3 separate regions of the Homo sapiens genome follow, and regions 1 and 2 are each linked to region 3. Evidence: read pairs that join two places in POLR2A ChIA-PET (ENCODE). Cell type or tissue: Caco-2. All regions are shown on one strand. Each heading gives the region's core, and the rest is flanking DNA. Links, peaks and the distances in the headings are about the cores only. Region 1 overlaps CRAMP1 (cramped chromatin regulator 1). Region 2 overlaps FBXL16 (F-box and leucine rich repeat protein 16). Region 3 overlaps BAIAP3 (BAI1 associated protein 3).

The links. ChIA-PET counts read pairs that join two places held together with the same protein. Peaks named below come from ENCODE experiments on the same cell type or tissue, not always from the same donor. Only the 100,000 strongest peaks of a DNase experiment are listed, where the experiment ranks them.
Region 1: POLR2A ChIA-PET joins it to region 3 with 5 read pairs; 3 of 35 experiments call an interaction of 5 or more read pairs at or near these places.
Region 2: POLR2A ChIA-PET joins it to region 3 with 6 read pairs; 3 of 35 experiments call an interaction of 5 or more read pairs at or near these places.

What each region holds. Positions count from the first base shown.
Region 1 is chr16:1,664,651-1,675,465 of GRCh38, forward strand. CRAMP1 (cramped chromatin regulator 1) reads left to right here. Exons shown (of 21, transcript NM_020825.4): 14 at 407-488; 15 at 1,423-1,527; 16 at 1,772-1,950; 17 at 2,685-2,750; 18 at 3,312-3,543; 19 at 4,351-4,515; 20 at 6,014-6,159; 21 at 9,231-10,815. The coding sequence ends at 9,395. Among named protein-coding and RNA genes, the nearest start is that of JPT2, 8.2 kb to the right of the region's middle. In Caco-2, for the core only: no CTCF peak of the experiment used is centred there; no DNase peak of the experiment used is centred there.
Region 2 is chr16:693,735-703,760 of GRCh38, forward strand. It overlaps FBXL16 (F-box and leucine rich repeat protein 16), which reads right to left. Exons shown (of 6, transcript NM_153350.4): 2 at 3,039-3,685; 3 at 1,681-2,189; 4 at 1,258-1,342; 5 at 900-963; 6 at 1-689. The coding sequence starts at 3,671. The coding sequence ends at 541. Among named protein-coding and RNA genes, the nearest start is that of FBXL16, 7.1 kb to the right of the region's middle. RefSeq lists silencers at 1,575-1,694, 7,045-7,144 and enhancers at 1,775-1,944, 1,965-2,014, 6,323-7,152. In Caco-2, for the core only: no CTCF peak of the experiment used is centred there; DNase peaks (open chromatin) are centred at 637, 1,727 and 2,147; H3K4me3 peaks cover 2,371 bases.
Region 3 is chr16:1,336,850-1,346,640 of GRCh38, forward strand. It overlaps BAIAP3 (BAI1 associated protein 3), which reads left to right. Exons shown (of 34, transcript NM_001199097.2): 2 at 1,691-1,831; 3 at 2,053-2,140; 4 at 2,315-2,395; 5 at 2,647-2,754; 6 at 4,073-4,132; 7 at 4,280-4,346; 8 at 4,445-4,640; 9 at 4,973-5,017; 10 at 5,137-5,214; 11 at 5,332-5,434; 12 at 5,678-5,785; 13 at 5,870-5,965; 14 at 6,064-6,167; 15 at 6,544-6,664; 12 more. The coding sequence starts at 1,701. Among named protein-coding and RNA genes, the nearest start is that of BAIAP3, 8.1 kb to the left of the region's middle. RefSeq lists enhancers at 1,520-2,369, 5,260-5,808, 6,715-6,764 and a silencer at 6,065-6,524. In Caco-2, for the core only: no CTCF peak of the experiment used is centred there; a DNase peak (open chromatin) is centred at 6,342; H3K4me3 peaks cover 1,340 bases.

The DNA.
Region 1 (10,815 bases), core at 6,273-10,272, 330 kb after region 3:
TGCCTATAATCCCAGCTACTCGGGAGGCTGAGGCAGGAGAATCACTTGAACCCAGGAGGCAGAGGTTTCAGTGAGCCGAAATTGCACCACTGCACTCTAGCCTGGCTGACAGAGCAAGACACCGTCTCAAAAAAAAAAAAAAAAAGTGGATGACTCTGACATTCCTCCAGTTTCCCTGGGGAGGGTTTGATTACCTGGGTTTGTTTGAGAGAGGACCTAACTGGAGCTTGGGGTACATGGGTCCTAACTGTCTGAGCAGTCCCAGGTACCCTGTGTCATCGGCTCTGGAAAAAGCCCCACCTGGCTATGCTGGGCACCCTCTTACTTGGGACATTCCTTTGTAACTGGGAGTGATTTTTTGGTATGGGAGTTTCATCACCTTGATTGTTGACCATTTTCCCCACAGAGAACACTGCTCCCTAGACCATCGGAAAACCAGTCCCACAACGTTTGTTCCTTCTCCATCCTGTCTAACTCTTCCGTAACTGGTAAGGACCCTGAGCTTTTCTGGGGTAGCTTGTCCCTCCTCCTCACAGGAGGGCCTTGGCTTTGGAGACAATGGGTGCTTATTTCCATGGCCTATCTTCAGGCATTCCTTTGTCCATTCTACCGACAAATACCTAATGTGCCCTATGTGCTGGGCTGCAGGCTGCGGTGGCGGGCGAGGCAGCTAGTCCAGCGAGGCAGCTAGTCCAAAGGGTGCCCTTCGTCTGTGGCCTCAGATGGCCCTGTGTGAGGCGCTTGGCTTGGTTAGAGTTGTGTCTCTTGTCTGCTCTCTCTGTGTAATGTCTTGTCAGCCGTTTTATGGGATGGATGTGTTCTTGGGGTGTATGGATTATGCTTCCATCAGTCTGTACATTTAGTGGGGGCCTTGGCTCCTTGCGGTAGATATTACACAGGGAGAAGCCTCTAGTGAAACACATACTCTGTGACTTCCCTTTTCTACCAGTGTTGACTTCCACGTCTCTCACTGACTTATTGCAAGACCCTTAACAGCTGTCAATTGCTTTTTCTCTTGCCTACTTGTCAATTTTCAACTGTGGGAAGCCTGGCAAGATAAAACCAAATTGCAGTGGCAGCATCTTAGTCCAGAATCTGATGCTCTGACTGCCCTGGGGCCTGTACCTCAGCTTGGGGGCTTGTCACCCTTCAAGAGCCATTTCCGCAGGATGACAGTGGTGACCGCAGCCTTCCAGTAGCTCCTGGGAGGCACAGTGGTGGGTGCCAGAGCTTGTGTCACGTTGGGGGCCTGTGTGACCTCTGACTCCTCATGTTAGCATTTGGAATGTTCAGTGGCTTCCAGCTTGGCTCGGCTCCCACACTCCCAACAGTGGCTGTAAAGGAAGCCCCCTGCGGCCACATCCTGCTGTGAGGGCATGGCGGGCGGGCTCGACATGTCTGCTTTTGCCCTCGCCCTCGCAGGGAGAGGTTCGTTCCGGCCCATCCAGTCTTCTCTGACCAAAGCAGCTCTGTCTCGGCCGATCGTGCCCAAGGTCCTTCCACCCCAGGCCACGAGTCACCTGGCCAGTAAGTCTGTACCTGCATGGCCACAGCCACTGAGTGAGCCTCTGAGGGATGTTTTTGTGACCAGGTTTTTTGAATGTTTTCTTCTCCAAATCATAATGTCTCATTACCCTTCACCAAGAACATCTAAGCCCTTGGCTCTTGCATTGACATGAGGTGCGAGGGAGAAGCTGTTCCCCGAGCCCTCTTGGGACATCTTATGGGTTGTCAGTAGAGCAGAGATGTGCAGCGTCCTTTTTGTTGCCAGGTGCTATCGACTTAGCAGCTACAAGTGCCGGCATCCTTTCCGGGAACCCCCTCCCTGCCTTGGACACCGAGGGCTTGTCTGGCATCTCTCCACTGTCTTCAGACGAGGTGACGGGTGCCATCTCGGGGCAGGACTCTACTGGAACTCACCAGGATGGAGACACCCTCCCCACCGTGGGGGTGAGTATGTTTAGAAGGGCTTTTCAGCATTACCACCAACTTCTGGTGTGGACGCCAAAGCCATGGGGCTGAGATCACGCTGGACTCCAGCTCTGCCTTTGGAGGAGAGTCTCTGGACCAGGGGTGCCATGGCATAAGCAAACTCTGTGTAGTACAGAGCAGGAGAGGCCTCCGGAGCCACTGACGAAAGGTGGGGACAGGCTTGCCATGTGGCACTGGAGAACTCAGAGCTAAGACGGTGTGGAAACATAGCTCCATCTGAGAGTGACCATAACCAAGGTGGCAGCCCACAGCGCTGTGCTCGGACACCACTGAGCATCTCTTTCATCTGGGAAGAGAGCAGCCTGTATGGCCTTGGCCATTGCTCCTTTCCAAGGCTCTGAGCACCTGGTTTCTCTGGCCTCCCACGGCCACTTCAGAGCTGCCCCAAGGAGGGTGGGGTGGGCTGATGCTGTTAAGACTCCAGGGAGCCCAGCCCTGCCTGCCACAAGGTTGACTTCCTGATAGGACTTTACTTCACTCTTGGAAGCAACAAAAAATTGGAAGTACACGGTCCACACCTGAAAGTAGCCTTTCAGTGTTCTCGACCTTAGACCCCTGTCCATTTACTGTCCCTCTGCTGTTAGGAGGCCAGGGGGATGGAACGCCTCTTTTTCTGGAACTCTGTCGCGGGTGAGGGTATGGGTGGCATCTGGTGCACCCTGCGGCTGCTCATGGGCGTGCTCTTCCTGCAGGGCTCCGACCCATTTGTCAGCATCCCTTCGAGGCCTGAGCAGGAGCCAGTGGCAGACAGTTTCCAGGTAGAGTGTGCTCTTGGGCTGCTGAGCAAAGCAGCTGCCCCAGGACTCCCTCCAGTGCCCTGAGCTGCCACCTGCAGTCTTGGAGTGGCCCGGCTTCTCTCCTAGACTGTGCAGTGGCTTTGCTGTTCTTCCACCTGCTGTGCCGACTGCCCAGGGTGGATAAATGAATATGGCTGTCCGCCACCTCAGACTTCCCTCCTCCCCTCTCCAAGGTGGGCTGTTTCAGACCCAGCTCTGGAAGAACTTAGCGCTCTGGAAGAACTCAGCTTTCTGGGAGGAGGAGGCTGTCAGCTAGTAACTCCCCCAGCCCCCACTCTCTTTCTGGCAGCAGTCAAAGCAGGTCCAGGCCACTGCAGCCTGACTTTCTGACTCTGCCATAGTGAGTGTTTTTGGGAGAAATAAATTCCCCGAGTGTGTTCCTGAGTTGGAAGGATGAGGTGACTGCAGCGCTCATCACCCTATTGATTTGCCTGCAAGCTAGGAGAGTAAGCTGGTGTTTCTTCCCTTGTCATGGGTTCTGATAGACCTGGTTGTGTCTGAAAAATACCTGTCTCCCAGCAGGGCTCATCTGTTCTCTCCTTATCTGAGCTGCCCAAGGCCCCTCTCCAGAATGGCCTCTCCATACCGCTGTCCTCGTCAGAGAGCTCCAGCACCCGGCTGTCTCCACCAGACGTCTCTGCTCTGCTCGACATCTCCCTGCCCGGCCCACCTGAGGATGCGCTGTCACAGGGCGAGCCTGCCACACACATTAGCGACTCCATCATTGAGATCGCCATCAGCTCCGGTCAGTACGGTAAGGGCAGGGCGGCCTCACAGCCCTTCCTGTCATCAGGTGTTGATCTCCTGCCCCAATGTTTGCCACACTTCCTGGGGATATTCCAGTTTTGTGATTTTTACGAATTGAAAACCTGTCACCTACAAGGTGCTGCCTGTCTCCAGCAGGGACCTTGCAGGTGGATAAGGTACCTGTGGGACCTGAGGCAGCTGATGGCCTGGTAGGCTTGCTCCTGACCTTCAGGCGAGACAGTGGAATGGCCCCCAGGTGCTCTTCAGCCTGGGGATCACAGAGTGTTTTCCTAGTTGATCTTGAACCTGAGCAGGCGGCCTGGGGTCTTGCACAGCTTGTGAAGCAGTTGGGCTGGGCCCTGTGGGCTTTGGTCTCACCTGCTGTCTGGGACAAAGCTCCTGGGGGCAGTGGTTTGTTGTTCACTGGCGCGACCCAGGCTGTGGGCTGAGAGAGATATGAGTTCACAGTGTGCTAGCATGTAGCCTTGGGCAGCTCACCACCTTGCTGAGCCTCCCTTTCCTAAGCGGTAAATTGAGAATAAGGTACAGCTCCTAGGGCTGCTGTGGGTGCCGTGAGATGACTCATGTGCAACCCGTGGTGGCTACTGCCGTCGCCTTCACTCCGCTGCGCCCTGCCTCCCTGCAGAGCTGTTCTGCGGTGCTGCGCTCCTTACCTGCCGAGCCATGCCATCCATCTGGTTCAGCAGGGTAGAGCCCTGCGGCCCTGCTGCCTTCTCCGTGGTGGGCTGGAGAAGTGAGTTGCTGTTCACCACCCCGCAACAAGGCGTTTCTGATCTGGGATCTTGGTTGGCAGGTGAAGGAGTCCCTCTTTCTCCAGCAAAACTGAATGGCAGTGACAGTTCCAAGAGCCTTCCCTCCCCGTCCAGCAGCCCCCAGCCACACTGGATCGCCTCTCCCACCCACGACCCCCAGTGGTACCCCAGTGACTCCACCGACTCCTCGCTCAGCAGCCTGTTTGGTGAGTGTATGGGGAGGGCTCCCATCTCCTTTTCCAGGGCAGCAGGGGCTGGGGTCTGCGGGACACTGGATTCTCATTCTACTCAAACTCCCACTAGGACTGTTGGCTTGTTCGCTTCTCAAGTGTTTGTATTTTTCTGAGTTAATATTTTTGGGTGTAATTTACATGTAGGAAAATGTACACATTTTTAGTGTACAGTTCACCAAGCTTTGGCAAGCATGTATAGCCTGGTAACCCACAAGCCAATGGAGACCTAGAACATTCCCGTGACCCCAGATGCTGGGTTCTGTGTGCCTTCCCAGTCTGTTCAGCTAGCCCGGCCCCTCCCGACTGGGTTCTCTTGAGGGGAGAAAAGGAAACTGGTGTCTTGGCACTCTCTTGGCTCTTCTCTTTCTGTGGTCAGTAAGGTATTCAGAAGTGGATGGTCCAGCTGCCACCTGGCACATTCTTGAATATAGATCGGAGAGTTCAGAGGACGTGTCCATCCTCCTCCCCCACTGCCCGTTTGCCCACTGGGTAGCAAGTGTGGCAGGAAGGGGGTGTATCAGGGAAAGGCACACCCTGCTGCTGTTGCCTGCCCAGAGAGAGCTCCCATTTGGATGTCTGGGGTCTTCCCGCCCACAGTTGTACGGGGCCAGGGCTTGTGGCTGGGCACATCAGGCATGGCGGGTACCATGCCTGACAGCTCTGAACCAGTTGGGCGACCTGGGTCTGGGAGGTGCTGAGGGACCCAGCACCCTGCAGGCGTTTCCTTTTGTCTCATGTAGCAGTGCAGATGTTTGGAAAGTCACACGTAAATCTTGAAAAACTGGAAACAGGCCAGGCGTGGTGGCTCATGTCTGTAATCCCAGCACTTTGGGAGGCCAAGGTAGGAGGACTGCTTGAGGCCAGGAGTTTGAGACCAGCCTTGGCAGCATAGAGAGACCTTGTCTCTACAGAAAATTTTAAAACTAGCCAGGTGTGGGGGGTGCATGCCTGTAGTCCCAGCAACTCGGGAGGCTGAGGTGGGAGGATTGCTTGAGCCTAGGAATTCGAGGCTGCAGTGAGCCATGATCACCACTGCACTGCAGCCTGGGCAAGAGCGAGACCCTGCCTTTAAAAAAAATTAAAAGCAAAGTTGGAAACAACCTGCATGAGACTAGTCACAGAGAAGAAAGTATGGGGGTGGGGATGGCAGTGAGGGTGGGAGAGCATGATGGGGGTGGGGGATGGCAGCGAGGGTGGGAGACCGTGATGGGGGTGGGGGATGGCAGTGAGGGTGGGAGACCGTGGGACTCGTGGAAAACAAGGTGCATGTCTGTATGCACGAAGGCCTGTTAAACGAGAAGAGCTCGTCACGGCGTGTTGAGTCCCTCGGAAGCTCTTCGCACAAGTCTGGATTGGGGCCGGGGCCGGGGCTAGGGCTTGGGCTGGCTGCCCCCAGCCTCAGGACCCTTCCGCTGGACTGGTCCAGACCAAGCAGGGTTCAGGGTGTTTTCCTCTGGCCTTTTCTCCGCAGCAAGCTTCATCTCCCCAGAGAAGAGCCGGAAGATGTTGCCGACTCCCATTGGGACCAACAGTGGCACTTCCTTGCTTGGCCCCAGCTTGTTGGATGGAAACTCGCGGGACTCATTTGTGTCCAGGTCCCTGGCTGACGTTGCAGAGGTGAGTGCATTGACCTCACAGCTGCACCTGACCACCAACCCTCGTGCCAGAGGTTGCCAGCACTCTCCTGCACACCTGTGGGTTAGTAAGAGCTGTTTGCCAAGAGTAGAAGAACAGGAGACAGCACGTCCACACTCAGGTCCCTGACTACTGAGAATGGAGAGATCTGGGGACGCTGGGCCGGCTCTCGTCCCCACATGCAGAATGACAGACTTAGTCATAGCTGAGCTCTGCAGGCCTCTGAACTGGAAACCCTGGTCTGGGGCGCAGAGCAGGGTCTCTGAAGGCAGCCAGAGCCGAGTGGGGATGTTACCTCTCCTTCCCTGGCTGTGAGGTGCTGAGGTGCGGGGAGTGTTGTGGAGGGAGGAGTAAGGGGTGGTGGCAGCAGTTGTGTTGTCAGTGCTCCCATCCTAACAGCAGGACCTTTGAGTGGCATCTCCCTGTCATGTTGAGCTGCGGTGCAGGGGAACTGGGATGGGCTCTGCTGTCCTCATGCTTCTCCCACGCCCAGGGTAGTGATAGGAGGAGTCACTGGGGCAGGTTCTTGAGGGGAAGGCGAAACGTGGTTTGTGACTCTCCACTTTTGACGAGATGCAGCGTCCCTCTTTGTTGGCCAGGCCATCTGGTTGTAGCCCTCAAGGCGTCCACCACATGGTTTGTGTGGCATTCGTGGGCAGGTCAGGCTTGCAGGGTGAAGACAGGCCCGTTTCACTGTGACGTAAAGTGCAGAGTGGCAGGTGTGTGGGCAGTCGGGTGAGGGCTCTATGGACAGGGAGGGAACTCCAGGTCCAGGAGATCATCCGCATGGGCTTAGCCCATGTGAAAGTCCTGGAGCAGCATTCCCCGAATCTAGTCCCCACAATGTTGAGACATTGGCAGGTGTTCCTTGAGGATTTTGTGGGTAGATACTTGAGGGACACCCTGGATCCAAAAAAGCTCAAAACAGCTGTTTCTCACGGACACCTCCGCTACCCAGTATCCGAATGTGAATCGTGACTCTTGAGATGATGAACTCATGGGCAGGCTTTGGAGAATTCCAAGCCAAGCCATGATATGACTGGAAATTTTAGCCAAATATACACATAGACACAATTAATAGCGTAGACCTCCATCTCACAGTGTGTGGCGTTTCTCAAACCTGTTTGGCCCCAGAATCATTATTCAGGGCACACCTTGGACTCTGATGTTTCCCGAGAAGCCAGTCTCTGTCTCTTCCCCTGTTTGTGCGCATGTTCCTAAGTGCTGGGCTCTGTGGAGATGGGCGCTGCGTACGTGCCCTGAGGCAGCATGCTCACGCCATGCTGTTGAAAGGACGGGCCACAGCCCAGTGACAGGAGCCCCTTGGAGTCAGAAATCCAGAGTGTTAGCCTCACCCCAATCAGAATTTGCACCTTTAATAAAATCCTGGGCAACAGATGGCACTTGGGAGTGAGTAGCAGAGAAAGGGTGCAGTTAGTATTTGTGAAACGCTGCCCGTCGCGAGTAATGCAAACGTGTTCACCTTCAGAAAGAGCAGATCAGCGTTTAGCATGAGATTTTCCCGAGAGCCCTCCACTCAGAACGTGAGTATGTTTCTCAGCAGGTCCTCGTCATCTGGAAGGATGGGCTGAGGCATTTGTGGATGAAAGGGTCTGGTGGTAGGGCTAGCATGAAGGGGGCGGGGGTGGAGCTGGGTGGCCCTGGGATGAAACGGGTGGGAGCTGCTGATGGACATACAGGGGAAGGAGAATTACTCTTTGCTCTGCTTTTGAAAACAAATTTTAATTTGTCTGACATTTCCCATAATCAAAGCATAAAATTTCATTTACGCCATAGCTCTATTCAGAATTTTCCAGACTTCTTGCATTCACAGTGTCATGCAGTTCATTAAGGGATATTTCTGCAGGGTCTGCTGTGTGCAAACAATGGCCCCTGTCCTCATGAGGCTTCTACTCTAGAGCAGGACGCAGACAATAAGCGCTGAAAACGGCACATTCTACGTATTTGCTCATGGGACAAGATCCCGGTGCCGAGGCCCTCCCGTCCTCCGTCTCCTCAGCTCTGTGCTGCCTCACTCACTCTGTCATGGCCACCACCTTGGTCGTGCTTTTCAGTCAAAGCCTCTTCCTGTCTCAGGGAACATGCCTGTTGCTTCTTTAAAAAGGAACGTACTCCCCATGTGTCCTCATGTCTCTGACGGGAACGTGCTCCCCACATGTCCTCAGGACTGATGGGAACGTGCCCTCACCACATGTCCTTGGGATTCTGACGGGATCGTGCCCTCCACCTGTCCTCATTTCTCTGACGGGAACGTGCCCCCAGCTCTCCTCATGTCTCTGATGGGAACGTGCCCCCAGCTGTCCTCATGTCTATGACGGGAACGTGTCCCCCACCTGTCCTCATGTCTATGATGGGAACGTGTCCCCCACCTGTCCTCATGTCTGTGATGGGAACGTGCCCCCCACCTGTCCTCATGTCTCTTGACGGGAACGTGTCCCCCACCTGTCCTCATGTCTATGACAGGAACGTGTCCCCCACCTGTCCTCATGTCTGTGACGGGAACGTGTCCCCCACCTGTCCTCATGTCTATGATGGGAATGTGTCCCCCACCTGTCCTCATGTCTATGATGGAAACGTGTCCCCCACGTATCCTCGGGTTTTACCCCACCTCCCGCTCAGGTCCCAGTCCTTGGAGCACCCTCTCTGGCCTCCTTTTCCCGGCACTCTCTGTCCCCTCACTCTGCATCTGTTTCTGCAGGCTGCCCCCAGTGCCTGTGTCTGCTGCATACAGTCTGTCTACCTGTTGGGTGTCTTCCCCCATAGGTCTCATGGCGGGCGGGGGGACCAGCACCCTCACCCCAGCCATCAGATGTGCCAGGCACATCATAGGCTCTCTGCGAGCACTTATCTAAAGAGTGTGCGGGCAGACGACAGGTGATTGTGATTCTGCACAGAGCCCTGGGCTGCCATCCCTAGCTTAGCTTCCTGCAGCGGGAGTCGATAGGAGCTTCTCGTCCTGTTTCAGGACCCGCCCTCCACTGAAGGGCCAGCAGGTCGCGGTGACTTGTTCTTCCTGTCTCCTCTTCCTGCAGGTTGTGGATTCCCAGCTGGTGTGCATGATGAACGAAAACAGCATTGATTACATTTCTCGGTTCAATGACCTGGCCCAAGAGCTGTCCATCGCTGAGCCTGGCCGCCGAGAAGCTCTGTTTGATGGTGGTGGAGGCGGCCCCGCTGTCAGTGACCTGTCCCAGTGACCACACGTCCTGGTGGCGGATGAAGCCCTCTTCGAGCTAGAGAAAAATAGATAAGCCCAGCAGCCCCAGAAGATGGTCTGAACAGAGGCATCTCCGCACCCAAGACTGTGCAACGGGCAGGAACGTGGTCACAGAGCTGCTTCCCCACGAGCAGCAGGCAACGGCGTCCAAGGAGACTAGGATGAGTTCTTGGCAAGGGCCAGCGTTAGAAATCACTGTGGTACTAGAGCCGTTCTTCACCACGCCTGGGCCCATGTTAGGGTCTGCATAATGATCCCATTTCAGCCTGTGCTCTGCCTCGATTGTTGTGTTGGACATTCCGGTGGCATTTCCTTCTGAGACAAGGGAGTATGTGTGCCTTGGTGTAGTTGCTGTGCACTAGGAGCTGTGATCTCCCTCTCTGCAGGGAGGCCCCAGCCCCTGCTGCTTGCTTTCTGCCAAACCTGTGCTATGCATCAGCTGTGCCCTCTGTGGACTGTAACGGGCAGGACAGTTGGGTGTGGCCTGGGCTCATGCCTGGTGGTGTCACATCCCAAGGCAGCAAGAGCATGGATACCGATCACAGGGCTGCTGCGGAGTCGTGGGGCCCTGGGCTGGTGCCTCCCCTCCCTAGAGGTTTTGTTCGTACTCTTAACAGGGAGTGGGGGCAGGAAGAGTCCTGTACTATGCAGGTTGTGTGGACTTTACATGGGACCCTGCTAAGCTGGTTGAAAATGTTTTTCTTGTGTTTTAAGAATTAGGAGACATGGAAGAGGAAGAACAAAGTCCCCTCTGTAGTTGGTTTCCTTCCTGTGTCCCTTTGCAAGCTTCCAGGCGATCTAAGGTGTCATTTCTCCCTCCTGGGGTGACCCTTAGGCGCTAATATGATTACAGCGAAGACTTTCCTGATAAGTTCTCAAACTCGATGTGTGACTGTTTGGCACTTGAGACAAACCTGCCTTTGCAGGGAAAGTGTCTCTCACGGGCATTGGTGTGGGCGTGCCTGACATACGTGTTCAGTCCCTTGCATACCTTTGCCTTGAGACTTCTGTGTCTCCTTCCCATTTGGGACACCCAGGTGAGGGCCCAGACATCTGGATGTGGTCAGACCTCACCAAATATATGCCTTCGTGGTGGTCTCCCTCCTTGCGCCCTCTTGGGTGGCCAGCGTTCCTACTGCAGACGGCCCAACATCCAGTCTTTCCCCAGGACAGAGCTAACAAGGGCCCCTTTGCCTTCTCATCCTCAGGAGTTCCAGGCACATGAGTCACCGTCCATCCACATCCAGTGTGGCCTGGAGCTGCTACAGAGGTGTTGGGCAGGCCATGCCTGTGCCGCCATCTCTCCCTTCCTGCCTCATTTCATCCCCCGCAGCAGCCGGGATTGATTGTGCTTTCCTAACCCCCTTGGACCTACTCTCCCTCCTCCCCACCATTCCTCT
Region 2 (10,026 bases), core at 120-4,119, 650 kb before region 3:
CTCCAGGTATGGTGCGGTGGAAGATGCAGGAAGCCCGTGGGGCTCTTCTGGGCCCGTGTCCTGGGGGACCCAGCCCCCTCAATCCCACTGGGCCCTGCCCGGGATGGGGGGGACAGTGGGAAGACAGAGCGGGTGTGGCGGGGAAGGCGGTAAGGGCACAGTCTGGAGAGCTCAAAGCCCCCCCAAGGACCGAGCCCCGCCCCCCAAGCGGGAGGGCGAGCGAGTGATGGCGGCGGCTGTGGCTGTGGCGTGGCGGAGGGCGGCGTGCAGTGCGGGCACGAGGGGCATGCACAAAGTCCCCGAGTGTGCGTGCGTGCGTGGGGCGGGCCCACCCGCCGCCCCCCTGCCCGGGGCGGGGCTGGGAGGGCGGAGGGACCGAAGGTCGGGGAGGGGCTTTCCCTCGGCTCGCCCCGCCTCCCGCGCTGGGCCGGGGGCGCGGGGGCTCCCCCGAGCGCAAGGCGGGAAGAGGGGGCTCGGCGGCGCCCCGCGCCCCCGCCCAGGTCATGGCCGGGTTCCCGCGACCGGGGCGGGGGCCTCGCGCTACTCAATGACGAGGCAGCGGGGCAGGTGCTGCGAGAAATACTTGAAGAGCTCGGGGGTGGCCCCGGGGCAGTTGGTCAGCTCCAGCTCCTCCAGCTCCTGCAGCTGCACCAGGCCCGACAGCCCGGTGGTGGTGAGCAGCGGGCAGCCTGCGGCGGGGTCAGAGGGCGGCTCAGTGCGCGCGGCCCAGGGCTCGGGCGGGGACGGCCGGGCCGCGCCTCCCTCCTCCTCCGCCTCGGACCCGGGACTGTGTGTCCGCGCCGGGTGTGAGTTTGCACAAGGACCGGGCAGGTTGGGCGGGTGGACTAAGTGGGGGTGGGTGGTCACTGCCAGCGTCAGAGCAGAAACGGGGGTCTCACCTGCCAGAGACAGGAGGCGCAAACTCCCCAGGGCCAGGAGGTGCTTCAGCCCGAAGTCTTGCACCTGTCGGGAGTGGAGGAGCGACTTAACGATTTCCGCTCGCACCGAGGCGGAGGGCACCCTGGGGTCCATGGAGGGCTAGGCGGGTTCAAGCCCGGGGTTCCTCCGTCCCCCCCGGAGCCGGGAGGCGGCTGGGAAGTGCTCGTGGGGGCCGCCGGGACCCCTGCGTTCCGCTTAGGTCGGCTGCTGGATAGGGAGGGGCCCCAGACTCTCCCAGGATCTGAGTGGGGCCGGGAGCTCTCCCCGCGCCCCCACCTCCCCGCCGATCCCCCAATCCCGGGGCGTGAGAGCCGGTACCTGGCAGCACCATCGCAGGTAGAGGCTGCGGAGGGACGACATGGTGGACAGATAGCTGAGGCCAGTGTCCGTGATGCGTACACACCTGTGGTTGCACCAGAGGGGACCCCCACCTTCAAATCACCTGGCCCCGGCCATCCCTCGTCTTCCTGGGAGTGCCCCTGGCGTGAATCCCTTCCTGCCCCACCCGGAGCAGCCGCTGGCCCCTCCTCGCTCCCACCCACCGGGAAGGACGGGGGTCCAGCCAACCCGTGCTGCGGTTCTGCGGTTCCCACTCCCCAGGCTCCGAGGGCTCTGCCCGCCGCGCCACAGCCCCAGCCCCGCCGGAAGCCCCCGCCCCCGGCCCCGTGCAGCCCCGCCCCGCCCCGCCCCGTGCAGCCCCGCCCGGCCCAGCCCCGCCCGGCGCGGCCCGGGGGCGCGCACCTGTCGAGCACGAGCTCCTCTAGGCGGTGCAGGTCGCAGGCCACGTACTCCAGCGCCATGTCGGTGATGCGTGGGCACCACGAGAGGTCAAGGCTGCGCAGCTTGCGCAGGTTCTCGGCCACGAGCTCCACGCCGTCGTCGGTGACCTTGGAGCAGCCCGAGAGGCTGAGCGCGGTGAGGTTGGGCAGGCTGTGCACCACGTTGACCACGCCGTGGTTGGTGATCTCCCAGCAGGAGAGCAGGCGCAGCGTGTGCGTGCTGTGGCCCTGGCGCGCCGTGAAGTAGGCCAGCGCCGTGTCCGTCACGTGGTAGGCCTGCAGGCTCAGCTCCGCCAGGTTGGGCAGCAGCTGCGAGATGGCCGCGATGGCGTCGTCGGCCACGTTGATGCAGTCACTCACGCTCAGCGAGGTGATGCGCGCGCTCAGGCTGGACCACAGCCCGGCCTCGGTGAAGTCGTTGCAGCCCGACAGCTCCAGACGCACCACGCCCTGCATCTGTTCAAGCATAACCTGCAGGCGGGCGGGCGCCGGGTCAGGATTGCAGGAGAAGGGGTGGAGCCCGCAGGGAGGAAGCAGTAGGGTGTAAACATGCAGGGAGCTGAACCCTGAAAACATTTGGCAGTGTGTGAGGAGGCGGGGCATCGGGACGAGAGCCCAGGGCCTGGCCAGGGCAGGTGCTGGGGGCGTTGGCACCAGCGTTACAATTAGACTCCAGACCCGGCTGCCAGGCGGCTCCTCTGACCTCTACTCCTGGGGGATCCTTTCCCAGCTGCCCCTCAGCTCCCCCTCGCATCCTCCCCACACTGCATTTGTATTTATTTATTTATTTATTTATTCATTCATTCATTCAATCATTTTGAGACAGAGCCTTACTCTGTTGCCCAGGTCCCAGGCTGGAGTGCAGTGGCATGATCTCAGCTCACTGTACCCCCCGCCTCCCGGGTTCAAGCGATTCTCCTGCCTCAGTGTCCTCCCAAGTAGCTGGGACTACAGGTGCCCACCACCAGGCCTGGCTAATTTCTGCATTTTTAATAGAAATAGAGTTTCACCATGTTGACCAGGCTGGTCATGAACGCCTAACCTCAAGTGAGTGGCCTGCCTCGGCCTCCCATAGTGCCGGGATGACAGGCTTGAGCCACCGGGCCTGGGCCCTGCATTTAATCCACTGCCCTGCTGCTGCCATCTTGAAAATCTTGAGTGTCTTTGAACAAGGGACCCACATTTTCGCTTTGCGCGAGGTCCCCTGTAGTCAGTCCTTCTTTCCTCCCACCCCAAAGCCACCATCCGCTCCCACCTCCATAGGGTTGCTGCTGCCCGCCCCTGCCCCCCAGCCCTGTCCCCCCCGAGCCTGGTGCACACCTCGAGGCCTGCGTCCGTGATGGTGGAGCGCTTGAGGCTCATGGCTTTGACACCCTTCTTGGAGAGCGCATAGTTGTCAATGAACTCACAGATGTCCAGGTCGGAGACGCCAACCAGGCAGAAGCCCTCGAAGCCTCTGGCGGCAAAACCCTGCAGGTTCACGAACTCCTTCTCGCCACCAGGCAGCACGTTGTAGAGCTCCTTGGCATGCAGCACCGGCGTGAGGCCTGCCCAGAACTTGGGCTGGTACAGCACGCGCCGCCAGGCCTTGCACACCTGGGCCAGCACACACTTCTCGCAGGCCGAGAAATACCAGAAGAGCCCATTGAGGATCTTCTCGTCCGTGGCCAGCGGCGGCCGCTCCGCTGGGTGCCCAGGTGCCAAGGCTGAGGCTGGTCCACCTGCCGGGGTGCACGGGCCCCCAGCCAGGGCAGCCCGGGACAGTGGAGCAGCCAGGCTGGGTGGTGGGAGGGTGGGTGGGGGTGGTGGCTGGCAGGGGCGGTTCTTGGTGGCTGGCGTGCCCTTGGTGATGCTGGCCGCACCCAGGCCGTTGGGCTGGCCCGGCAGCTTCACCAGACCGTTTCGAGGCAAGCATGGAGGCTTGGGGTCGCCGTCGATGCCCGGGCTCGACATCTTCCTGGCACGCTCTGTGGATGAGGGCCGGGAGGGGGAGTGAGTCTGTTGCTGAGTCTGGAAGGCCGGGGTTGGGGGCGGGTGCAGTGGGGCTCCTTCCCTCCTTGGGCGTCCCTATGGTGCTCCCAGAACCACCAGACAGAGAGGATGGGAGTGCCTGCTTCTCCCTCCCAGACTGTGAGCAGCAACAGGAAGCCAACCATGGCCACTGGCAGCACTCACTGGGCACCTACGGTATGCACTGAGCCCAACCTTCATTGCCCATGGACACCCTCTTTTTCTTTTGTTTTTTTTCTTTTTGAAACAGAGTTCCGGCCGGGCGCGGTGGCTCATGCCTGTAATCCCAGCACTTTGGGAGGCCGAGGCGGGTGGATCATGAGGTCAGGAGATCGAGACCATCCTGGCTAACACAGTGAAACACCATCTCTTCTAAAAATACAAAAAATTAGCTGGGCATGGTGGCAGGCGCCTGTAGTACCAGCTACTTGGGAGGCTGCAGCAGGAGAATGACGTGAACCCGGGAGGCGGAGCTTGCAGTGAGCCGAGATTGCGCCACTGCACTCCAGCCTGGGCAACTGAGCAAGACTCTGTCTCAAAAAAAAAAAAAAGAAACAGTTTCACTCTTGTTGCCTGGAGCGCAGACTGGAGTGCAGAGACAGGATCTTGGCTCCCCGCAACCTCTCTGCCTCGTAGGTTCAAGTGATTCTCCTGCCTCAGCCTCCCGTGTAGCTGGGAATTCGGGCGCCCACCACCACACCCGGCTAATTTTGTATTTTTAGTAGAGATGGGGTTTCTCCATGTTGGTCAGGCTGGTCTCAAACTCCTGACCTCAAGTGATCCACCCGCCTCAGCCTCCCAAAGTCCTGGGATTATGGGAATGAGCCACCGTGCCTGACCGGAAACCTTTTTGTTTGCCCAGTGAGGCGAAGAAACGCCGACACTTTTTAGCACTTAGGTACCATGATGGCCATTTTACAGAGAAGAAAATGGAGGTGGACCTGGTGAGGCCAGGACTGCTCTCTTGACCTCTCTGCTGTGCCGTCCACTGTAGGTACCCACCAGGCCCACCCCTCTGGGCAGGCCAGGGGAACTGAAGGGAAGGGTCTGGGGTGGCCTCTGGCCCCTCCCCTGCAGGGTGACTGCACAGCGCTCAGGAGGGGCTCTGGTGCTGACTCTGCAGCCACCCTCCACATGCACAGGAGCTTCCCTGGCTCAGAATCTACCCAAGGGGCTGGGTGCAGTGGCTGATGCCTGTAATTCTAGCACTTTGGGAGGCTGAGGTGGGTGGATTACAAGGTCAGGGGTTTGAGACCACCTGGCCAACATGGTGAAACCCCTTCTCTACTAAAAATACAAAAATTAGCCGGGCTTGGTGGCAGGCTCCTGTAATCCCAGCTACTTGGGAGGCTGAGGCAGGAGAATCACTTGAATCCAGGAGGCGGAGGTTGCAGCGAGCCGAGATCACACCACTGTACTCCAGCCTGGGGAACAGAGTGAGACTTTGTCTCAAAAAAAAAAAAAAAAAAAGAAAGAAAGAAAGAAAAAGAAAAAAAGAAAAGAAAAAGAAAAAAGAATCCATGCAAAGAAAGGGCGGGCATCTTCCCAGGGTGTGCTGTGGTGCCAGCATGGTTAGCCCTGGACACAAGCTGTCGCTTTAATCTTCTGCCCAATGAGAACGATGCTGTGATAGCTGTACCCACTGCACAGATGAGGAAACTGAGGCCAAGGCTGGGCAAACTGCCTGCCCGAGGTCATGGCCAGATAAGTGGTGAAGCCAAAGTTCGGGCAGAGCTGGCTGAGGAAGGCCATGCGGAGGTTATCTTCAGGCCAGCGACATCCACGCACAGGGTGGAGTGGGAGCAGTCCCGGGCACCCTCCTCAGGCCTCCAGTCTGTAAGTGGGTGGCAGGGGGCACTGGGCACAGCCACGGAAAGAAGCAGAGGTGGGACCCTCACTGTGCCACCATCTGCTCCACAGTTCGGATCTCCTGCCGCCCCCACCCCGACATCCGGGGAGGAGGTAGAGCCCCTGGGGTCACACGCCCTGGACTTGAAATGGGCCCCACCCTGGCTCTGTGGTCTTGGCAAGCCACTTCCCTTCTCTGAGCCTCAATTTCCTCACCTTGAAGCCTGGGGAGGTGACGGTACCTGCTCCCTTGGGGCATTGCAAAGTGAACGAGCTCAGTGCGTGGCTCATAGCAAGGTCTGGGAGAGTGATGTCTGAGCCCCACGGCCACACTCCAGGGCAAAGCAAGATGCATCTTCCCCGGTCTTAGGTGACTCCAGGACTAAGCCTGGAGCCTCATGCAGGTCCTGCCTTCCTGCCCCAAAATCTCAGAGGAGGGGCCAAAGCCTCTCCCAGCCCACCCTGCCCCCTCCTGCCACAGCCTCACTGGAAGGTCTCTTGGAGCCACCAAGGGGGTGTCTGAGAGTCTCCCACGAAGATTCCAACGCTTGGGGTGGGCCCTGCAATATGCAGACTCTCAGGAAGAGGATGGCTCACATCTTTTTGGCTGAGTGTCCCTTCTGGGGCTACAGGGCCTGGCCTGCTCCACCACAGAGAGTGGCGGGGTCTCGGACGGCACTGCAACCCCAAGGCCCGCAGCCCATTCCCCATAATCTGGTCAGGGGGGAGGGGAGGCAGGGAGGCAGGGAGGCAGTGGGAGGTCCTGCCCCGCTCTTCCCAGCAGCAGGTCCCCACACTGGCTTCCAAGCCCCAGACAGGGCCAGCCTTGCCACCGGTCCACATCTGGGGAGGGGGTGTAGACCGGAGCCGGGACCAGGGGTCTCGCCAGAACACGTGGCCCTCGTGGCTGAGAACCCAGCTTTGGGTTTAAAGTCCTTCCTGCCCTAATGGCAGGAGCCCCAGCTCCACCCTCTGTACCATCTCCCCCTCCCCAGAGTATCATTCGGGTCCTGGAAGGTGAGGCCGGGCCCTCCACAGAGGAGGCACCCACAGCCGGTGACCCCCATCATGTGCCCATGATCAGAAGGCGCGGCCTCCGGAGGCCGACATCACAACGTTTGCAAGGGCCGGCTGGGGTCGGCACATGATTCGACCTCACGGCCGCCCTTAGGGGTGGAGGGGTCGCTACCTCAGGTTTGGGGAAGGAACACGAGGCTCTGAGGAGCGAATTTGCCCCAGGTGTCCGGGGAGGCCTGGCGCGGGGCTGCCTCGGTTCCCTCCCAGAGCCGGGGAGAGGGGATATCGCAGGATGCCGGCGCCCGAGGCGGCAGCACCAGGCCCACGGGCGCCCCAGTCTAAATATCCTCCGTGCCCCTAGAGCGGGGACCCTCGCTCCCCAGACCCGGAAGCGCCGCCTTCCCCGCCAGGGACGCCTGGGCCTCCGCAGACCCCGCCGGCCGGCGCGCCACCCGCGCCAGCACCATGGACAGCGGCCGCCCCAGCCGCGCGCTCAGGGCCAGGCCCGGGCTGGCTTCCACCGCGGACGGCTGCGGGGTCGGGGCAGCCCCGCAATCCCAAATCCCGGCAGCCCCCGCTCAGCAGGGAGGGGCCCCGGGGGCGAAGAGTGGGGGAGAAGCCGGGAAGGATCCGGAGGAGGCGGCGGGGGCGGCGCCAGGGGAGGAATAATCCCGGCGCAGTGCCGATTTAGGTTGAAAACGCTCCCAGTCATGGGCCTGCACGTGGAGCGCCGGGGCTGGGGGAGGCATTCGCGGGGCTCCTTTCCCGCCCCGCTCGGGAGCTCACGTTTGCCGGCGCCCACAGTCCCGTCCCCACCTCCAGGCCTCAGGGTCGAGATGGAGAAACCAAGCCGCACTTTGAGAGCCCACAGGAGGGAGGGGACAGGCTGAGGAGCGGCCGTCTGGGTATGGGTCCGGGGCCTGGCTTCCCTCATCCACACCCGCAGCGCTGCCAGAAGGCGCTGCTCTGCCTGTGGTCAGCCCTCGACCCGTGTGCTTGGTGGGAGCTGCATCCCCGCACAGGCAGCCCCACTGCTCCCCAATCTCGCGTCCACGTTCCTGCCGGCCCCCGCTGCTCCTCACACTCCCGGCTTGACTGACTCAGCCCGAATATCCCCCACCCCGTAGCTCAAAAATGCAAACAGCCACACACTTTGGCCCAGGCATGGGCGCTGCGGGAGAAAGCTGAGCTCAACTGGAGACTGGGGTCTCTCTGCCCGTTCAGCGAGAAGTCCCTGGGGGCTCACACAAGGGCCCCTCTGCTTGGCCCTGGGCCCGGCCCCACCCACCCAGCCAGACGGTCACCAAGGAGCCGGTTCCCATGGCTCACAGAGCCCCCTTTCCTGCTTGGCGACTGTGAGAGCCCTCGTTCCACCCAGAGGGGCTCGGACGACCTGCGTGGGCTGCTAGGGACTGCCTCTCCCTTTAGGGACAAGCAGCCCGGGTGCTAATACGGGGAAGAGACTTGTTAAAAAGGTGGCCATGCCTGCACCATCCTCAGCCTCAGCCCCTGTGGTGCTGGCTCAGCTTGAAGTGGAATCCTGTCAAGGCTCCGGGGCTCACCCCAGGGGAAAGAGAGAGAGGTGGCCCCACCTCAGCTGTCTTGTCCTCAGCAGCCTGAGCCTGGCCTGGGAGCTGCTGGGGAGAGGTGGCCGTGGCCTCTGTGTCCTCCCCAGGGGACGCAGTGTGAAGCGTGTGGCCAGAGTGAGCCTAGGGAGCACGGTGGGGCCTGGGTGCTCCTGGGGGTCCCCACATGTACATGTACAGCATCCAGGCTGACCATTCCCAGACGGCCATGTGGGGGCCCCGCAGGAGCTGCCTCTTCTGCGAATCAAGTCACTGAGCCCGGAGACCTCAGCTCCGGCCCCTTCCCAGCCCTGATGCCACAGCCCAGCCATGCCATTCCTCCTCCCCTGCTCCTCTGCCTGGGCACACGCCGTTCCCCCTGCTTGCCTGGCAGGGTTTCCCTGCCTTAGCCCTGCAAGCTCTTCTCCTCCATCCCTCAGTTCCTGGTGCGAGGTCGCCCCTGCCTCCTGCTCCGGGACCCCCAGCTCTTGAGAAAGCGTCTCCAGGGTCTTGCAATCACATGGGTTATCATCACTGTCCACCTGGTGTCTCTCCTCCTGGCCTGAGGACTCTTGAGGACAGACAGCACCAACGTGCATGGCCTCTGCATGTTCGCGGAATGAATGAATTAGGGAACGAATGAATGAATGCGGAATGTGGCTCCGCTAGCTCAGTCACGCAGAAAGGGGTGCAGCTGCCAAGGCCCCCGGAGGGCTGATGGAGGATTGGTCAAATTTAGGAAGAGGCCGGTCAGCGGGGAAGGCACAGCTCGGGAAATTAACCCGGATCGTGCCATGGCCAGTGTCCGCGGGGAGAGTGGCCTCTGGGGTTGGGACTAGGTTGGTACCTGAGTCACTGAGAGGGCTCCCAAGACCCCAGGGCTGGGGTGGGCCTTGCAATACACAGAGCCTTCGGATGAGGAGGGCCCATCTCCTTTTCAGCTGGCTCTCTCTTCAGGAGCTGCAGGGCTGAGGAAGTGGCTGCCCGTCCTCCACCATCTGGCCTGAGCCAAGAGAGGGAAGGGGGTCCTCCTGCCCCGCTCTCCCTGGCACCACACGCACCCCTCCTCTGACCGGCCAGAGTCCTTCCTTCACACACTGCCTAACTAGGAGTGGGGAAGCAGAGCTTGCAGACGGATTTTCCAGAAGTTACATAGAGCTAGGATTGGCTCCAAAAGCCCCGGGGCTGGCTGATTCCCTCTACCTGGGTCCTGCCAGGTGTACCTCACAGGGTCCTCGCTCTGCCCTGTTCTGCCTCATGGGGTCTCGATGCCTTCCTGCTGGGCCCTGGGCTAGTGGTCTCTCCAAGTACTGCCCTCATCCTGCAGGGTCCCTGCCACGGCGCTGCATTCCTTGCAGAGGCTGCACACCGCGTGCCCACCCCTGGGACATCCTTTTGGACACATGCCTGGGAAACCTCCTCACCCCTCAGCGCCCCCAGTTTGAAGGTCTCTTCCCCCATCTCTGGTGCCCCCATCTCTGTCAGCACCAGACTGGGGCACAGCCTAACCAACCACTCAGCCCTCATAGAACCTCAGGGACCATTGAGCCCTGCCTGCAGAGGGCCTTAGAGCTGGGCAGGGCCCTGGTGGCCAGAGAAATGCACATCGGGCTCCATCTGCAGTGGCAGCCCCAGAGCCTGGCTGACAGCTGGGGTGGCTGGGGATTGGGGACAGGGTGCAGACTGACACATTCCGTGGCAGCCCCGTGACGCAGGCACACCCGCGTCCCTGCCACTTGGCACGTGGCACAGCGGCAGAGCTCCTCTCCCGCCCCCAGTTTGAGATGCTTCTGGGGGTGCACCAGGGGCTCTGAGGAGGGGCACCATGGCGCAGCAGGCACGTGGCCTCAAGAGAAACCCGTGTTGCT
Region 3 (9,791 bases), core at 4,633-8,632:
CCCGGAGGCACCCTCCGCAGGTGGATGAGGGAGCACTGGCAAGGGAAGGGACCCAGACAGCAAGGCCAGGACCCCGGGGGGCTGGGGGAGCGCGGTGTCCTAGAAATCAGAGGCCGGCAAGGCTGGGACAGGAACCCAAGAGTGGGTACCTCTCTTGTGGTGGGGCAGAGGTGGCCTGGCTCTGGGACAGTTTCCATGGAGCGGGGAGGAGACCTCCCTGGGGCTGCTGGGGGGCAGAGGCAGTGCAGAGGTGGAGGGTCTGCACCTGCACCCATGCAGAGGAAGAGGGTCTCAGGAGGCTACGGTGTCTTAGCCATCATCCTACCCCTGTTGAAGGGGGTGTGCAGGGCAGGACCACCCGGCCTTCCTCCCTGACACAGGTGGGCTGGGCGGTGCTGGCTCATGCCTGTAATCCCAGCACTTTGGGAGGCCGAGGCTGGTGGATCACCTGAGGTCAGGAGTTCAAGACCAGCCTGGCCAACATAGCGAAACCCCGTCTCCACTGAAAGTACAAAAAAATCAGCTGGGCTTGGTGGCGGGCGCCTGTAATCCCAGTTACTTGGGAGGCTGAGGCAGGAGAATCGCTTGAACCTGGAAGGCGGAGGTTGCGGTGAGCGGAGACTGCGCCACTGCAACTCACTTGAACCTGGAGGTGGAGGCTGCAGTGAGCTGAGATCATGCCACTGCTCTCCAGCCTGGACTCCATCTCAACAAAACAAAACAAAAAGTGGGTGGGGCCTTCCAGGGGGCTTCCGGGTCTGCCTGGGCCCAGGCTCCGGGCCTTGGCAGAGGGCAGCTCTGTCCCAGCGGTGACATCTGGGCTGCTGCTGCTGCTGCTGCTCCAAGCAGGAGGCTGACAGGTTGGCTCAGTTGTCATGGCAACATGAGGGGAACTGACGCTGGATGGACTGGGAGGGAACTGTAGCCCCTACACCCGGCATTTTCCAGCGGGGCCCGGCTCGCTTCATGTTCTCGTTTGTACCAACTATGGGGAGCAGGCCCTGCTTTGTGGGGACACTGCCCCCCACCTTCTACTGTCCACCTCAGGTTTGCTGACCAGCTCCTGGGGTGAGGAGGGGGCATTGACCCCCGCTGTGCTTGGTGAGCGAGGACCCCCAGGCAGTCCCCTCCAGGGCCTCCTGGCCACATGGGCATCCTCCACCCAGGATGTCAGGGTTCTGGCGAGTTTTTACCTCCTACATAGGAGAGCTGGGTACCTGGCATCCGTCCTGGCCCCAGAGTCGGCACGGGGGCTGGGGGAGCTGAGTGCTGTGGCCCAGATCTTGGTCCTCTTGATGCAGCCCCAGGAAACAGGCGCCTCCTGCTGTGCTGTCGCGGGGAGGGGTGTGGGGGGCGAGTGTGGCAACCGCCTCCCTCGCCAGTGAGACCCCATAAGTCCCTGATGGACCCCCAGCTCTGGGTGGGCACCAGCCCCGCCTTTGACAGCATTTGCTACCTCCTCCCTGAAGCCGCCCTGCAGGGGGCGCAGGGACTTAGCCGGTCACCCAGCAGGTGTGGGGACAGGAGCCCTCACCGCCTGACCAGGTGCCCAGCGCCATCCAGGCTGTGGGTGAGCTCCCAGGCCTCTGCCCCACCTCTTCCCGCCCCACCCCCCCACCCCCCCGCCTGCTGTGGTGCACGGAGGGTTGAGTGGACGACCTGAGGCTGCGGGCTGTGCTCTCTGCTGTAGGTCACCCGCCATGTCGACCTTGCTGGACATTAAGAGCAGCGTGCTCAGGCAGGTGCAGGTGTGCCCGTCCTTCCGCCGCAGGACTGAGCAGGACCCAGGGAGTGCCAGCGCCGACCCGCAGGAGCCTGCCACGGGGGCCTGGTGGGTGCCGAGGGGCCCAGCCCCACACGCCCACAGGGCCATTTCCCGCCAGACTTCACACATGGCCGCCCCTGCCCCAGCACCCCTGGGCGGGAAGGAGGGTCTGCAGTTAGCTGTGCCACACTGTGGATGTCACATGGCCCTTCCTGCCCCTGGAGTCGAGGGTCCCAGGCAGGGGCCAGCGTGCTGAGAGCTGTGAGCTGACCCGGCTCTTTCTCCAGGAAACCCGGGGATGGCGTGGAGTTCTTTGCCCACATGCGCCTCATGCTGAAGAAGGGGGAAGGCAGACAGGGCTTGCCGTGCCTCGAGGTAAGGGTGCCACCCCCAGGGCCCGATACCACAGCCCAGCATGGGGCTCCCCCTTTGCTCCTCCCCGCTCCCTCCTGCCCTCGCTCCCACCTCCTGGGGCACCACCTGTCTTCCCTGCTGCAGGCCTGGGGCTCTCCCTGCCGTCAGAGCCCTCACCCTGGGCCCCACACACAGGTCCCCCTGCGCAGTGGCTCGCCAGCACCCCCGGAGCCTGTGGATCCCAGCCTCGGCCTGAGAGCCCTGGCCCCAGAGGAGGTAAAGGTGGGGGTCGGAACCAGGGGCAGTCGTCTGCAGCGGCTGCTCCCTCAGCCGTTTAGAGGCACCTACTGTGTGCACAGGGTCTGGTGATGGCAGAGAGCCAGGGTGAGTGGGTGGGTGAGTGAGGAGCGGAGGGGCTCCTGGTGCAAAGAGGCAGAGGTGGGGCCTGGGCTCAGGCAGACAGGAGGTGCTGCTGAGGGCTGGGGGCCTGGGACGCGGCACTGTGGCCGCCCTTCCCCCACCTGCAGGTGGAGATGCTCTACGAGGAGGCCCTGTACACGGTGCTTTACCGCGCGGGTACCATGGGCCCTGACCAGGTGGACGACGAGGAGGCCCTGCTCAGCTATCTCCAGCAGGTCAGCCCACCCTGACCCCGACCCAGACCCTGACAGCTTCCCCACCTCAACCCCTTCCCCACCCACTGACACCATCATCACCCAAACAGTATGCAGAATCTCCCCGATCCGTGCACAGCACACAGAGACGGCTGCAGGTGCACACACACACACGCACACAGGCTGCAGGTGCACACAGACACACGCACACAGGCTGCAGGTGCACACAGACACACACACAGGCTGCAGGTGCACACAGACACACGCACACAGGCTGCAGGTGCACACAGACACACGCACACAGGCTGCAGGTGCACACAGACACGCACACAGGCTGCAGGTGCACACAGACACGCACACAGGCTGCAGGTGCACACAGACGCACGCACACACACAGGCTGCAGGTGCATACAGATGCACACGCACACAGGCTGCAGGTGCACACAGACACACGCACACAGGCTGTAGGTGCACACAGACACGCACACACACAGGCTGCAGGTGCACACAGACACAGGCACACAGGCTGCAGGTGCACACAGATGCACAGGCACACAGGCTGCAGGTGCACACAGACACACGCACACAGGCTGCAGGTGCACACAGACACACGCACACAGGCTGCAGGTGCACACAGACACACACACAGGTTGCAGGTGCACACAGACGCATACGCACACAGGCTGCAGGTGCACACAGACACACACACAGGCTGCAGGTGCGCACAGATGCCCAGGCACACAGGCTGCAGGTGCACACAGACACACGCACACAGGCTGCAGGTGCACACAGACACGCACACAGGTTGCAGGTGCACACAGATGCACGCACATAGGCTGCAGGTGTACACAGACATGCACACAGGTTGCAGGTGCACACAGATGCACACGCACACAGGCTGCAGGTGTACACAGACACACGCACACAGGCTGCAGGTGCACACAGACACGCACACACACACACAGGCTGCAGGTGCACACAGACACACACAGGCTGCATGTCTACACAGACACACACACATACATGCACATAGGCTGACAGACGCACCTCGAAGGACGCTCCCGGCTTCCACCTGCATGTGCTCTGAACTCCCCTGTCCTCCCGTGGCCCCCATTCCCACGCATGCACTTGCGTGGCCCTCATCACACCCACCATCTCTGGGCATGCCCAGGCCCCTTGGCACAAACCCTCTGCCGCTGCCTCCCAGGCTTCCCCCAACCCTGCACCCGTGAGGACTGAGGTTGGGTGTCTGTGACGGGCTGAGCCCGAGGTCCCAGCACAGTGGCCAGCCTCGCTTCAGGGGTTGCCTAGGCCCTGCCAACCCAGCCACCCTCCACAGGTGTTTGGCACCAGCCTTGAGGAGCACACTGAGGCCATCGAGCGAGTGAGGAAGGCCAAGGTGAGGCCGCCACTGCCTGGGCAGGCACTGACCAGCACGTGCCTGCGTGGCGGGGGCACGGGGCAAGGCCCTGTCACCTCCATGCTAAGTAGGGCATCTGGGGGGCAGCTCAGCCTCACCAGGCCCCCCACGCCCCTCTGTCCACAGGCCCCCACGTATGCCCTGAAAGTCTCTGTCATGCGTGCCAAGAACCTTCTGGCCAAGGACCCCAACGGTGAGTGGGGACCCAGCAGACCTCGGCTGCGCCGAGGCCTGGCGGCCATGGAGGGCCAGAGGGCGTGGGGCCAGGGCTGAGACGCCTGCCGTGCCCAGGCTTCAGCGACCCATACTGCATGCTGGGCATCCTGCCTGCCTCGGACGCCACGCGGGAGCCCCGTGCACAGAAGGAGCAGCGCTTCGGCTTCCGCAAGGGCAGCAAGCGCGGTGGACCCCTGCCTGCCAAGTGCATCCAGGTCACCGAGGTGAAGAGCAGCACCCTGAACCCCGTCTGGAAGGAGCACTTCCTCTTGTGAGGCCCTCGCCCGTCTGGGTGCGGGAGGGGGGCTCTGCCTGGGGTCCAGAGCTGGGCTGTGCCTGGAGGGTGGTGGCTCGCAGCAGCTCCCGGTCTCTTTGGGGCCGTGTGCCCACTTTCCAGAGGAGAAAACTGAGGCCCAGAGATGGGCGTTGTGCCACCGGGGCCACACGGCTGGCAACACCTGGCGGGATCAGGATTTGGACCTGAACAGCCTGTCTGGAGAGCGGGTGCTTGTGGCCTGGTCCCTGCTGCTTCTGGACTCCCTGACCCCGGCCTGGGCAGAGCCTCGCCGGGGACCCTCATGGGCATCTCTGTTCTCCTTGTAGCGAGATTGAGGATGTGAGCACGGACCAGCTGCACCTGGACATCTGGTACAGGCCCCTGCGCCATGCAGGGCGGCGGGGATGCACACCTTTTGCGGGGGAGCAGGACGGACTCAGGGCCCGGCTGCGGGCTCCAGACAAGCCAGGTCCTCCCCTGTCCCCACCAGGGATCATGACGACGATGTATCCCTGGTAGAAGCGTGCAGGAAGCTGAATGAAGTCATCGGCCTGAAGGGCATGGGCAGGTATGACTGCTGGGACCTTTCTACCCATCACCCGTGCCCTCAGCTTGGTCATGGGGCCCGGCGGGCAGTGGCTCCCCAGGAGCCATCAGCGTGATGCTCACCACCTGTGGTGGCCAGGTACTTCAAACAGATCGTCAAGTCAGCCCGCGCAAACGGGACAGCAGGACCCACCGAGGACCACACCGATGACTTCCTGGGGTGCCTCAACATACCTGTCCGGGTGAGTGGGTGTGGGGTGGGGCTGGTGACACTTAGAGAAGGGCCTGGGGAGTGTCCCAGCCTTCAAGGGGCAGGGCACTGCCTGGAGAAGCTCCTGCTTTTGGGCCTCCACTGAGTGCGCTTGTCACCCTCATTCCCCGGAGAAGGGAAGCCCAGGCCATGTGGTCTCTCCAGGGTCTCACAGAGTCAGTGTGGAAGGGGAGGGGGAGGAGTCTGGTGGGCCTGACCCCCATGCTACCCCCAGGAGGTGCCTGTGGCTGGCGTCGACCGCTGGTTCAAGCTGGAGCCACGCTCCAGTGCCTCGCGTGTGCAGGGACACTGCCACCTGGTTCTCAAGCTGATCACTACGCAGGTGGGGAAAGTGGGCGTCCCCGTCCTCCACCCCCGTCCTTGGGGCGGGGGCAGAGCTGGTGACTGGGTGGGCTCTGCGTTGCAGAGGGATACGGCCATGAGCCAGCGCGGGCGATCCGGCTTCCTGTCCCACCTGCTGCTGCTCAGCCATCTGCTGCGGTTGGAGCACTCAGCAGAGGAGGTAGTGGGTGCGCCTAGGATTGGAACAGCCCGGCAGGGGGCCTGAGGAGGGGATGTGGGGCTGTCCCGCCTCCACCCACGACAGACCTCCTCCCCCAGCCCAACTCCAGCAGCTGGCGAGGAGAGCTCAGCACACCAGCCGCCACCATCCTCTGCCTGCACGGAGCCCAGAGCAACCTGTCACCCTTGCAGCTGGCCGTGCTGTGAGTGGGTGGAGCTACGAGTGGGCGGGGAATGTGGGCGGGCGTGAGCGAGTGGGGCATCGGGGGCCATGCGGTGAGTGGATGTCGTGGCTGGGAGGGTGGGGCAGGGAAAGGGGCGGTGCTGAGTAGGTGGGGCTGCGCTGATTGGGCGGGAAGGGAAGGGGGCGGTGCTACGGGTAGGTGAGGCAGCGAAAGGGGCGGTGCCATGAGTAGGTACGGCAGCGCTAATTGGAGGGCAGGGAAAGGGGCAGTGCTATGAGTAGGCGCGGCAGTGCTGATTGGGTGGGGCAGAGAAAGGGGTAGTGCTGTAGGCGGTGCTGAGTGGGCATGGCAGGGGCGGGGTTCATACCCTTTGACCATGGGCCGGGCCCCACAGGCACTGGCAGGTCAGCAGCCGCCACCATCAAACCTGCACGCTGGACTACAGCTACCTGCTGGGGCTGCTGGAGGACATGCAGGCACACTGGGAAGAGGCTCCTTCACTGCCCCAGGAGCAGGTGGGTGCAGCCGGGACCTTCTTGCCAGCCATGGCGAAGGGAGTGCTGGGGACTGGGGTCGCTCAGTGCCGGTCGGCGAGGGGCAGAGTCCTGCCCGCGTGGGGGTCAAAGACAAATGGACAAACTGTATGACGTGGGCGAGAGCCAGCGCTCTGCAGAAAGGAGACGGGAGACTCGTGGGAGTCACCTCGGGGGGCGGCCAGGACTTAGGACAGGGCTGGGGAAAGCCGCCAAGGTGGCGCCCATCTGAGCGACAGGAGGGAGCGGCCCTGGCAGGACGGACGTGGGAACTGCAGGGGCACAGGCCCTACGTGAGCTGCGTGGGTGGAAACCGAGGCTGGGACAGGCCGTCTGGGACAGGCCGACTGGGCCTGTGGAGGGTGCTGCTCAGAGCAGAGCTGGGCTGACCATGCCCGGGGAAGGGTGTTGCGGGCCAAGGCAGGGAGGATGTTTCTCCTCATCAGTGGCCGGTCGGGGCTGCTGGCACTGAAGGGCCCTGTCCCCACAGGAGGAGAGCCTGGCTGATAGCCTTTCCGCCTTCTCTGAGTTCGGGCTGCAGCTGCTGCGCCAGCTCCGAGACTACTTCCCTGCCACCAACAGCACCGCTGTCCACCGCCTGGAGCTGCTGCTGAAGTGGGTGCAGCGCCGCGTGTCAGCGTGGGTGGGGGCGGCTGGCAGGGCAGGCCCCACGTCAGCGTGCTGCCCCCACCCAGGTGTCTGGGCAAGCTGCAGCTCTTCCAACCCTCCTTTGAGATCTGCCCCTTCGAGTCGGAGCTGAACATGGACATTGCTGCGGCCCTGAAGGTGTGTTCCAAAGCCCAGTGGAGGCCGGCTGCTAAGCCCTCCCTTCCCCTTCCCTGCCTTCCCGTCCCCTGCACCTCTGCACCACGGTCTCTTGCCCACCTCTTCCTCTTCCCTGCAATCCACCATGCTGTCTTGGTGGTGTCTGTTGCAGAGAGGCAACCGTGAGTGGTACGACAGGATCCTGAATGACAAGAGTCCCCGAGAGCAGGTGCAGTTGTGGGGGACCCTGGCCATGAGGGGTACGGGCAGCCGAGAGGTGGGTACGAGCTAGGCTTCCTTGCAGCCAGGACCACAGCGCCTGCCTGGGCTGGTTGTGCTGGCTGACGCCGTCTATGATGACCTTCAGTTCTGCTACAGTGTGTACGCCAGCCTCTTCCACAGGTGGGCCTGGCCCCTCAGTGCTGTCCTGGGGCTGGGGTCGGAGCCAACAGGGCCTGCAGGTGGGGCGCAGGTGGATGAGGTGTGTCCCTTGCTCTGCAGCATCCTCAATGTGGACGTCTTCACCCTGACCTTCCGGCAGCTGGAGCGTCTGGTGAGGAGGGTCCCTGACCCCGGGTGCCTGCCAGGCATGGGGAAGTGGGCAGATGCCCTTGGCTAGGACGGTCCTGGGATTCCTTGCTGCTGGAGGCCTGATCCTGCTGTCCCGGACAGGTGGCTGAGGAGGCGTGGGTGCTGACGGAGGAGCTGAGCCCCAAGATGACCCTGGAGGTGGCCTCGGGGCTCTTTGAGCTCTACCTGACCCTGGCTGACCTCCAGCGCTTCTGGGATAGCATCCCTGGCCGGTGGGTGCCCCGTCCCTATCTCTTGCAGACAGACTTTGGGACCAGGGCCCCAGGACCTGTGAGGGGGACGGTCCTGGAGCTGTGAGCCTGGAACGTGCTGGTTAAGGTGTCTGAGTCAGGGCCGAGCCCTCACAACCCTCCCACCACAGGGACAGCCGCTCTCTGGCCCTGGCTGGCATCCACGCCCCCTTCCTGCCTGCTGTGAAGCTCTGGTTCCAAGTGCTGAGGGACCAGGCCAAGTGGAGGCTTCAGGGAGCCGTGGACATGGACACGGTGACAGCTGCCCTGGCCTGAGGACACTGGGGCTGGTCCAGGCCCCCAGCCTCCCCCGCCTCCCCAGCAACCCCAGCCTCCCCAGCAACCCCCAGCCTCCTCCGCCTCCCCAGCCTCCCCCTCAACCCCAGCCTCCCCGGCCTCCTCCGCAACCCCAGCCTCCCCAGCAACCCCAGCCTCCCCAGCAACCCCAGCCTCCTCAGCAACCCCAGCCTCCCCCGCAACCCCAGCCTCCTCAGCAACCCCAGCCTCCCCCACAACCCCAGCCTCCCCGGCCTCCTCCGCAACCCCAGCCTCCCCCACAACCCCCGCCTCCCCCACCTCCCCAGCCTCCCCTGCCTCCCCAGCAAACCCAGCCTCCCCTGCCTCCCTAGCTGGAGCCCGTGGACGCCTCCTCCAGGCACAGCAGCTCCGCAGCCACTGCTGGTCTCTGCCTCAGCCACATCCAGGAGTTGTGGGTGCGCCTGGCGTGGCCTGACCCTGCCCAGGCTCAGGGGCTGGGCACCCAGCTTGGCCAGGTGTGTGGGTGGGCCCTGGGGGTGAGGGGAACGGGTGGGAGAGGAGATGGGGCAGGGGAGGGCTCCATGGCTCCCCACCGCCATCCCCTCCTCAGGACGTGTGTGAGGCCACCCTCTTCTATACGGAGCTGCTTCGGAAGAAGGTGGACACTCAGCCAGGGGCGGCCGGTGAAGCAGTGAGCGAGGCGGTGAGTGACCAGCTGGGGAGGGGAGCCGGCAGGAGGTGGGGGGCCATCACCAGGCCCCGGACCCATCGTTGCCTGGCCACACCTCCTCCAGCTCTGCGTGGTCCTCAACAATGTGGAGCTCGTGCGCAAGGCTGCTGGGCAGGCCTTGAAGGGCCTGGCATGGCCAGAGGGGGCCACGGGGCCCGAGGGGGTGCTCCCCCGCCCTCTGCTCAGCTGCACACAGGCCCTGGACGATGATCTGCAACGGGAGGCCCACACGGTGACAGCGCACCTGACCTCTAAGGTGGGTGGGGCCTGGAGACCAAGGCGTGGAGGCAGTCCCTGGTGCCCCCTGCCCGTGCTGAGCACTGCTCCTGCCCTCAGATGGTGGGCGACATCCGCAAGTATGTACAGCACATCAGTCTCTCGCCTGACTCCATCCAGAACGATGAGGTGAGTGCCGGGGCGAGGGGCCGTGGAGGACTGTGTGTACTGGGGGTAGGGCAGAGGTGCGGGGTAAGCCTGGCCTGACCACCCCTGCCCGCAGGCCGTGGCCCCGCTCATGAAGTACCTGGATGAGAAG